3 separate regions of the Homo sapiens genome follow, and all the other regions are linked to region 1. A link is a contact called in ENCODE Hi-C or POLR2A ChIA-PET data. All regions are on one chromosome and are shown on one strand. Each heading gives the region's core, a stretch centred on a gene start or an enhancer-like site at or near the end of the contact. The rest is flanking DNA. Distances are from core to core; before and after follow the strand shown. Region 1 overlaps MSI2 (musashi RNA binding protein 2). Region 2 overlaps MSI2 (musashi RNA binding protein 2). Region 3 overlaps MSI2 (musashi RNA binding protein 2).

Region 1 (3,194 bases), core at 162-2,661:
CCAAGCTCCAACAACTGTCTATATAGTTCCTTTGGCACCAGTAAGCTCAAGACCTATGCTCCTTCGCTCTCTGGATAGCCTGGGACCTATCCCCTGAGCCTCAGTTTCCCAGGATAAAGCCTTTCCCCATCTGTGTCTCGGGTTTGTTTCAAAGCCTGTCAACAGGGAAGGGCTACACATATGCATTCAAGGTGACAAATGGAGCAATGTCCTTCCGGTCTACATCTGGCCTTTCCTGATGAACCCTTAAGGCTTGGCAAGACAGGAATGGCATCTGCCAGTACTCTCTTCTATTCCCCACTGCCCAGCAGCCTTAGTGGAGCCTGTCAATGGCGTGCTCTGGCTAGGATAAACAAGGCATCTGGGCAGTGGATGCAAGTTTCATTTAAGTCCTCTCTCTCTCTTTTTAAAAATAGCTAGTACTGGTCGGGCACAGTGGCTCATGCCTGTAATCCCAGCACTTTGGGAGGCCGAGGCAGGTGGATCACTTGACGTCAGGAGTTTGAGATCAGCCTGGCCAACATGGTGAAACCCCGTCTCTACTAAAAATACAAAAATTAGCTGGGTGTGCTGGCACATGCCTGTAGTCCCAGCTACTTGGGAGGCTGAGGCAGGAGAATTGCTTGAGCCCGGGAGGCGGAGGTTGCAGTGAGCCGAGATCGTGCCACTGCATTCCAGCCAGGGCAACAAAGCAAGACTCTGTCTCAATTAAAAAAAAAAAATAGCAAGTAGTAACCTACCAAGAGAAAAGTACCAACTGTAAACTTGCACGGACATCTGGGGAGCTGAGAAAGCCTATGAGGGGACCTGTGTTATTCTGTCACACTTATCTCCCTCCTACCATTTTAATGTCTGAGTTGATGCCTCCAACATACAGTACGCAAAAAAAGAGTATTTTCATTTCAGATGCATATGATGGCAAGGAACAATACGAACAATATTATTTTAGTGCCCTGGGAAAAAATTAGCAAGTCAAATATTGAATCAGGCCTGTAGCGCCACATGCTAAGCAGATTGCTTTGATCTTATCCACACTAAAAGCTCTATTATTGAATTTAAAGTTGGTGAACACATATCAGACCAATATACAATGCATGTCTGAACGCATGTTTTAGAAGCAAGAAATGTTTTGACAAAAGGAAGAAAATATTAAAGTTACAGCTGCAATTGAAACACAGATTTGCCCTCCCTCTTCTCTTGAGGCTGGAGGCTCTCGTGGCCAACCAAAATGTTTTTGCTCCAAAGGACTGGTTCCAGAAACACCTGCTGAGCTTCTATTTTTCTGGAACCAACAAAGAAGGGAATTCTCACCCTCCTACTCAATCCGAAGAAAGGAGTTTGTGAGTGTGCAAATGCTATGCATGATATGGCACCCTCTGGTGGCCACTGATCTGGGAGGCCTACACGACTTCCCAAACTTCCAGTAATCCAACCTCCCTTCCTCTTGAGGCTGCTGTGGCAGAAAAAGGAACTTTAAAGAGCCAAAGAGAGGGAAGGAAGCAGCTGATCAAGAGGGCAGAAATTAATTGATGGCAAGGGAGGGAATGTTAATTTTCCAGCAGGACCCAAAGAGAAAAATAGTTTGGTGCAGTAAACTTCCTATCTAGGATATACCTCTCAAAAGCTGCACAGCAAAAGAATATCCTAAGCCAGGTGCCAGCAAGTTACGACTCATAGGTCAAATCCCGCCCTTCTGCCTGTTTATGTAAAGTCCAAGAATTGAGAACGGCTTTTACATTTTATTTTATTTTTATTTTTTTTGAGACAGGGTTTCACTTTGTTGCCCAGGCTGGAGTACAGTGGTGTGATCATGGCTCACTGCAGCCTCAACCTCCTGGGGTCAGGTGATCCTCTCACCTCGAGTAGGTGGGGTACAGGTGCACTGCACCCAGCTAATTTTTTTTTTTTTTTTTTTTTTTTAAGAGATGAGGTCTGGCTATGTTTCCCAGGCTCGTCTCGAACTCCTGGCCTCAAGTGATTTTCCTGCCTTGGCCTTCTAAAGTGCAGAGGTTATAGGCGTGAGCCATCATGCTTGGCCTGGTTTTTACATTTTAAGTGGTTAAAAAATTAATATTTTGTGATCTGTGAAAATTACATAAGGTTCAAATTTTGGTGTCCATAAACAAAGCTTTATTGAAACACAGCCCCACTGCTTTATGTATGCATTGCCTATGGACGCTACCCAGCAGAACTGGGTAGCTGCAGTCAGCTTTATGGCCTGCAAAGATGAAAATATTCACGACTTGGCCCTTTACAGAGTTTGTCCACCTCAGTATGAAACAACTGCTACTGTTCACAGGCCTGGACCCCGAGCATCTAGCCCCCTCCCCACCCCTGCCCACTCCAGCCTGATGATGGGCTGGACCAGTCTGCAAGACTGGGTGTGTACGTAGAGAAAGGGGGCATTCCATTTCAGCGCAACCCCTACACACTTACCATTTTATTATTGATTTCATGGAAATGAATCTCACAGACTTTCTCCACAACATCTTCATTCTCAAAAGTGACAAAGCCAAACCCTAAAGGAAAAGAGAGAGAAGAAAAAACAAAGAGAGGCGGGGTGAGTTCAGTTCTGGCAGGCCCAGGTTTTTCTCTGACGTCCTGAGGTCTTGACAGCCTCCTGGTCTGGGGGTAGGTAGGCGGATCCTTGGGAGGACCTTGAGGTTGGAGGCAATGATTTCTAATTTGTACTGAGCACCCTTCCGACAGCGAGGAAAAGTTAATGATTTCACCCACATGCAGCGGGCACTGTGTGGTTTACATTTGCCCCGAAGCAAACAAGAAATTTACTTGTCTGTTATTTACAAGGGTCAGAGCCCCGCGGCTCTGTGCACGGCAGCAGGCGGGTGGGCTAACCAGAGCCTCGTGGATCACTGCGGGGCCACGCTTGCCCTTTCCGCGAGCAGCCCTGGCCAGCCCTCGGGTCGGCCTCCAGACGGAGGTGGTTATTTGTCCTTTTCTTCCTGAATTACTTCCTCTAATACCTCATCAGGACATCCTGAGGCCTGGAAGAAACTATTAAAAGTTTCAGGCCTCTGTTCCGCGCAGGCATCCTTTTTATACTGCTGCTTCAAAAGCGCTCTGGATTTGGGGCAGTTTAAGACTGTTTGATGCCTGCTGTCAGCCCGTCAGCTATCCACTGTATGTACTCTGCTGGAGACCGGCTTTGCTAGACAAGCTGCACTGAAGAATTT
Region 2 (3,073 bases), core at 419-2,918, 110 kb after region 1:
AGGTTGAGATCGTGCCATTGCACTACAGCCTGGGCAACAAGAGCAAAACTCTGTCTCAAAAAAAAACAAAACAAAACTGAGAACCCAAATGGAGTTCCCTCACCCCTCCCCAGACTGGCACACAGCACATCAGACGCATGGGAAAGAGGCCCCATGTACTCAGCGGCTGCTGAAGCTTCTTCAATACCTATCAAAAACTATGTTTTTCCCTTGCCCATCCAGCATCAGCTGCCAAAGACTTAGATATCTATTTGAGAACCCTCAGTATTGATCTGGTCAAATGCTACAAGGTTTTTATCTCCTGATTTCTTGACCTTAAAGGGACCCGGAGGACATACCAATATAGTAATGCCACAGTGAAAATAATTGTGGAGAAGAAAGATACTGAGTAATTTATGCCGTCCTGATTTTTACTTGTCCATCACCTTCGGTACTCATATAGAATGTCTCACAAATCCTTCCCCCGTTTTTCATGGCGATTACTGAGCCCCTGACAACAGAACGATGCCTCGCTTTACTAGAGGAACACTGTCAAGAATTACAAATGAAAGACTTAGGCAATTCAGTACATTATAAATCAGACACTATCTTTTTCATCTTTGTTAATACGTGAACTCCAGGCAGCAAATCTGTTTTTTTCTTTTAAACAAAAAAAGAAAGATAGAAAAGCTTTAATCGCAACTGATTTAGGTGGTATCAGGAGCAAATTACAACACTAATACAGAACTCAGAGAAAGAAAATAAGTTTTAAAAGTACAAAATGACTTTCAGAGTAATGCTCATCTTCCTTCTGGCCAGACTTGTGGATTCATCATCCAGGGAGGAAAACTGAGGCAAAGCTGCCAGGCTAGAAAGGTTGAATGAACAGCAGGAAGGAGGAAAACTGTGGCTTCATATGCCTATCATTAGAGCAGTCGTGAAGGCTTTGAAAAAATCATCATCATCATTAGGCGTTGGCCATCCTCCTGCAGGAAGGCGCAATGATTCCTGAATTGGAAGTGAGCATTGGCAGCCATTGGTCTCTACCCCAACTCCCCACATTTTCTCTGATGGACTCAGGCCCAAGTCCACCCCCATCTGACCCCAGGCCCTCCCAAAGAGGTCCCCCAAAGGCCAAGACCCTCTGGCTGCAGGAGCTCTGCATCAGGAGATGTAACATGTCTATATTCCATTTATCCGAGGTCTCTATTATCAGCCACAAATGTTGAACCCCAGGCTGGCTGCCTCTGCCCCAAGTGTCCTCCTGGGCTGCTTTCCAGCACCTCAGCTAGTCTGAAAAGTACTCTGGCTGCCAGGGTCAATGTTCTGCTGAATTGCAGCTATGTAGGATCTGGGTATTCTAAGAGTTAACACCCTAGAATCTCAGAGTTCCTTCGCTCATTCACTCCATGACCTGTCTTCTCCAATGCCTCTGCCGGGCTTTGTGCCTGACTGCGCTCTCAGAGAGGCCTCTAGCCAGGTCTTGTAACAGAAAACAGAAATAGGAAGAAGCAGGTAACTCCCCTCTACAGGAGAATCCGAATAAACTGACCAATGCGAGCGCTTGGCAGAAACGCTCCTGAGGTCTCAAGGATAAGCCCTTTTATCCCAGCGCCAGGACACCTGCAAGCTGTGAGGCAATGGCCCACGAGGGGCAGTGTGACACCTCCCATCCGTCCTCCCCACCCCGGAACCCTGGCCAGGTGCTTGGCAGAAACCGCCAGCGTGCCCCTTGGCTCCAAGGAGTCTGAGCCATTCTAAGTGGCAGGTTCCAAGTACTAAGCTGCTGCCCCTGGCTAGAAAAGAAAAAAACAGAGGGGAAGAAAGAGAGGTAGAGGAAGTGAAGAATGCAAAATTTCCCCTAGAAGGCATGTCAGCTACTCAGAAAATCTGGAAGATTGGAGCTGGGAAATGAGGAGCAGGCCAAAATGTTTAACCAAAGTTCTTTTATGATGTGCCCCACAGAAAAAAACATCAGGGCATCTCACCAAGATCATGGTCGCTTCTCGGCCTGTGATATCTTGAAACATGAGCCATGGTATTTTATTCCAAATATTTCTCCTTTGGCAAGGATAATCCCTTTGCTTTAGGAGCCAGGACACACAAGTGAACCCAATACAACTTCTGTCCCAACCATGCTTTACATGACCTCTTATAAAGGCATGCACAAGCCCTTCCTGGACAACAGAGGGCTGTTTTCAAAGCAGAGGTCTACCTTCAGTGGGACTAATCATTTAAGTAGCCCCCAAACTCCGATTAGAGAATGTCTGCAGAACTCTTGCCAGAGGAGATCTGAGAAACTGAAATATGGTACCTGCCAAGAACAAGCCTTTTGGCACTGTAGCCACTTCAAGACACTTGGCAAATTTCATCAGGTGTCAGCAATAGATCTAAACATATTAGACTTAAGAGAACAAAGGAGAGATCTCTGTGGGGCCTAAAAGGAAGCCTGTTGCTAAATCAGCAAGAGAAAGAAGAACTAGCATCTACTGAGTGGCAGGCATCATACATCCACGATTTCACCTGCATCTCTAGTGCAACCCTTCCAGATAGGCTTGATGATCCCCATTTTATAGATGAGGAAATTCAGGATCAGGGAGACTAAAGAGCTTGCCCTGGGAGAGAGCCACAGTCCATGATCTTTGGTCTACTGCCTGTTACCATTAGGTATATTCTTGGTTTTCAGTCTCCTATGAGAATTTAAAGCAGACATAAGTTGTTCATAGAGCCCAACATCTGGACTTTCCAATCACCCTCTCGTCACCCTCCTGCTCACCCTAATTCCTCTTCCTTCAAATAATAAAAACATGAGTTTGCAGTGCCCACAGGAGCTACAACACCAAGAGATACTTGGACTTAGAGATAACCCACTTTGTTGCTTTTCTTCTTTCTCCCCAAGTCCTGTTTCTTAGCAAAGGTTGGGTCACCAGTGTCTCAGTCACCAGTGTCCGGCACTGTGCCCAGCACACAGTGGGCTAATATGGATGCTGCTACTGATAAATAATTGAGAAAGAGCTGCATGTGCCAGGGAGGAGTTAAGGTGGAGATGGTTCTGAGGACAGAAGAGGAGCCAGTGCTGGCTGAGTCCTCCCAG
Region 3 (3,100 bases), core at 568-3,067, 120 kb after region 1:
GGGAGGTTTATTTTAGATGACAGGACAGTACACTACCTATCAGGTCCTGATGAGGAATGACCAGAAGCCCCAAAGATGCCACTTGGGCTTTATTCTCTCCTCTCTTGTGTGCACGCATGTGTCCTTGGGGCACACCTGGACACTCACCCACGTTCCCACCATCTGTCCATCCAAAAACCAAAAGTGAGCATCTGTTACTCAGCAAGACTGTGAGTGTCCCACTCAACTGGGACCTCTGTGAGAACAGGGAGCCCTCCCTAGGCGTTTTGGTAAATCCTTCAGCTCCTGGGCACAGCAATAAACTCCTGCCTGGGTTTCACTTAGTGCCCACACCTTACAGTGCCTTGCATACCACAGATGCTCAATACACAGTTACTGCATATCTGTTGAATATGTGTTGGCAACACTGGATCAAGCACCTCAGATGTCCACTGATCACCTTAGTATTCAAAAGTACAGAGAGGCTGGGTGCGTGCGGTGGCTCATCCCTGTAATCCCAGCACTTTGGGATGCCGAGGCAGGCAGATCACTTGAGGTCAGGCATTTGGAGATGAGCCTGACCAACATGGTAAAACCCCATCTCTACTAAAAATACAAGAAAATTAGCCAGGGGTGGTGGTGCACGCCTGTAATCCCAGCTACTCAGGATGCTGAGGCAGAAGAATCACTTGAACTTAGGAGGTGGAGGTTGCAATGAGCTGAGATTGTGCCACTGCACTTCAGCCTGGAAGACAGAGCAAGACTGTCTCCAAACAAAAACAAAAACAAAAACAAAAACAAAAAAACAACAAAAAAACAGTACACAAAGTCATATTCCCACAAAGAGTAACAGCATGGGGCAGGCACTGGGCAGAAGAAAGGACTTAGGTTTCAGGTAGTGATTCTCAACCAGGGGCAATTTTGCTTTCCAGGGGACCTTGGCAATGTCTGAAGACATTTTTGATTGTCATGACTGGGGGTGGGGGATGCTATTGGCAGGTAGTGAGTAAAGGCCAGAGATGCTGCGCAACTTCCTACAATGCACAGGACAGTGCCCACGACAAAGAATCATCTGGCCCCCAACGTCAGTAGTGCTGAGGTGGAGGAGCCCTGGCTTGGAGCCTGGTCTGCATGAGTTGAACAGCTCTGCCACTTACAAGCTCTGTCATTTTGTGGGGGATGTTCGACTTCACCGGGACTCAGCTTCCAGATGGGTACAATGAAAATTATTATAACTACCTTGCAGAAGGATTAAATGAGATGCTGAATAAATGAGCACGTCTAGACCCAACTGCTATGAATACCAGTGCACATCTAGAGGCCCCAGGAAACAGTACCGGTGGCCCATTTTTAAGAGGAGAGAGGGAGGAAAAAGCCCTGGGTGCTGCAGATCAGCAAATACCCCCAACTTCGCGTGAGAGTTCCTATATCCCCTCATCTGCCTCCGTCCTGAACTCTGTCCCCTGAAGCAAATTCATTCAAGAAACATCTTCCCCATAAAGAAGAGGAGGGAGAAGGAAAAACAAAACCGAAAAAAACAGCAAAATCATAATAAGTCTGGGTCAGCTCCCATCAGCTGGTTGTGATCAAAACCACATTCATATTCAGTCTGCTGGGGCTAAGCGGAAGGCTGCAGACCATCTCAGGAATGTGAGTTCCCAGCCACTGGCCACCTTCCCCTGCAAACTTTACAAAGAGCTGCTTGCAGAGGGTCAGGGAGCAGGCACTCTCCCCTCACCATCCCTCGGCACCTGTCCAGACAAGGTGGGTAGTAGCTGGATTCCAGGGGCAACCAAACATCCTCTGTTCTCGAAGAGCCCCATCCTCCTGCACTTCAGTGGTGAGAGGAAGGTTCCGGAAGAGAGGCCAGTGCATAGCTTCTGCCCATACCCTCCCCACAGAAACAATTAAGTAGCTCAGGCTGTGGCTGCCAAGTTTCTCTGTCCAATTTGGTAGATATTTTAATAGAGGAGGAGAATTCCCAGAGGCCCCCCGACGGAAATGCCCCATGTCAGGGAATGTTTGTTTTCATTTCTTTTTGCCGTCAATGAATTCTACTCATGGCAAAGGCTCTGGGCTGGATCAGATCCACACAGAAGCTAACTAGAAGCATTTGTGCCTTGAAATAAATCTCTCTTTGGGGAATGAGTTATATATACATCCGTGTGGGGGGACCTATGCACACATACTCACACACGCATATATATTATGCATTACAGACAAAATACATGGGCAAATCCCCAAGCAGGCAGCCCCGAGCTTCTGGGAGGGAAGGTGATCCGCCTGTTAGCTTCAAAGGACATTTAAAGAAAAGTGGAAGGCCAGGCGCGGTGGCTCACGCCAGCAATCCCACTTTGGGAGGCTGAGGCGGGCAGATCACCTGAGGTCAGAAGTTCAAGACCAGCCTGGCCAACATGGTGAAACCCCGTCTCTACTAAAAGTACAAAAATTAGCTAGACATGGTGTCAGGCGCCTGTAATCCCAGCTACTCAGGAGGCTGAGGCAGGGGAATCACTTGAACCCGGGAGGCAGAGGTTGCAGTGAGCCGAGATGACACCATTGCACTCCAGCCTGGGCGACAAGAGCAAGGCTCCATCCAAAAAAAAAAAAAGAAAGAAAAGAAAAGTGGCTTGTTGGGAAAACTCAATGATGGATAGTGTGCCCTGTGAGTAGGGAAAAGGTTCAGGAAAGCAGAACTTGCTGCAGGGTAGAAGGTAGCTCCGTGTGACGGGACAAATAACAACAGCCACCACCACATAGTGTTTACGACGTACCAGGATCCACGCTGAGTGTTTCACACAGCGCACAGCAACGCAATAACAACAGCTATTATTATTACCACTAGTATCATCCCCATATTACAGATGAGCAAAATAAAGCTCAGAAACATTAAGGGGCTTGCTCAAGGTCATGAGGCCAGTTGGCAGCAGAGCTAGGATTCGAGCCCAGATGGGGTTGGCCCCAAAGGAAGTCCCCAGTCTCTAGGACACTGGCCCCCTCCCTTCCCATCACCTTCAATTAGGGGTCAGAAGGCATTGCCCCTCCCCCTGCCTACTATGGCTAGGTTTTTTGTCTTCTGGGACCCCCCAGTCACTACTCCTTCACTAAGGGGATCTGATCT

The links. Hi-C counts contacts between places; a loop is a spot of excess contacts on that map. ChIA-PET counts read pairs that join two places held with the same protein, here RNA polymerase II (POLR2A). Pooled maps may share reads with other maps.
Region 2: a loop to region 1 is called in a map of posterior vena cava, with 3 times the contacts of the local background. The contact joins two enhancer-like sites. A Hi-C loop is called at or near these places in 1 of 168 maps with a recorded cell type or tissue (posterior vena cava), 1 of 37 single-sample maps with no recorded cell type and 1 of 50 pooled maps. POLR2A ChIA-PET finds 5 or more read pairs at or near these places in 4 of 52 experiments (AG04450, SK-N-SH, activated B cell and 1 more).
Region 3: a loop to region 1 is called in a map of heart right ventricle, with 1.8 times the contacts of the local background. The contact joins two enhancer-like sites. A Hi-C loop is called at or near these places in 1 of 168 maps with a recorded cell type or tissue (heart right ventricle), 11 of 37 single-sample maps with no recorded cell type and 14 of 50 pooled maps. POLR2A ChIA-PET finds 5 or more read pairs at or near these places in 5 of 52 experiments (AG04450, Panc1, activated B cell and 2 more).

The regions. Positions count from the first base shown.
Region 1 is chr17:57,596,193-57,599,386 of GRCh38, reverse strand. MSI2 (musashi RNA binding protein 2) reads right to left here. Exons shown (of 14, transcript NM_138962.4): 8 at 2,437-2,519. Among named protein-coding and RNA genes, the nearest start is that of MSI2-AS1, 11 kb to the left of the region's middle. Within about 2 kb of position 1,411, at least 11 of the 41 ENCODE cell types and tissues checked have a DNase peak (open chromatin) inside an H3K27ac peak, as active enhancers do; they include heart right ventricle, where a contact is called at or near this core.
Region 2 is chr17:57,489,611-57,492,683 of GRCh38, reverse strand. The region is part of intron 6 of MSI2 (musashi RNA binding protein 2); the gene reads right to left. Among named protein-coding and RNA genes, the nearest start is that of MSI2-AS1, 120 kb to the left of the region's middle. Within about 2 kb of position 1,668, at least 3 of the 41 ENCODE cell types and tissues checked have a DNase peak (open chromatin) inside an H3K27ac peak, as active enhancers do.
Region 3 is chr17:57,472,388-57,475,487 of GRCh38, reverse strand. All of the region lies in intron 6 of MSI2 (musashi RNA binding protein 2), which reads right to left. Among named protein-coding and RNA genes, the nearest start is that of MSI2-AS1, 130 kb to the left of the region's middle. RefSeq lists an enhancer at 2,679-3,100. Within about 2 kb of position 1,817, at least 5 of the 41 ENCODE cell types and tissues checked have a DNase peak (open chromatin) inside an H3K27ac peak, as active enhancers do; they include heart right ventricle, where a contact is called at or near this core.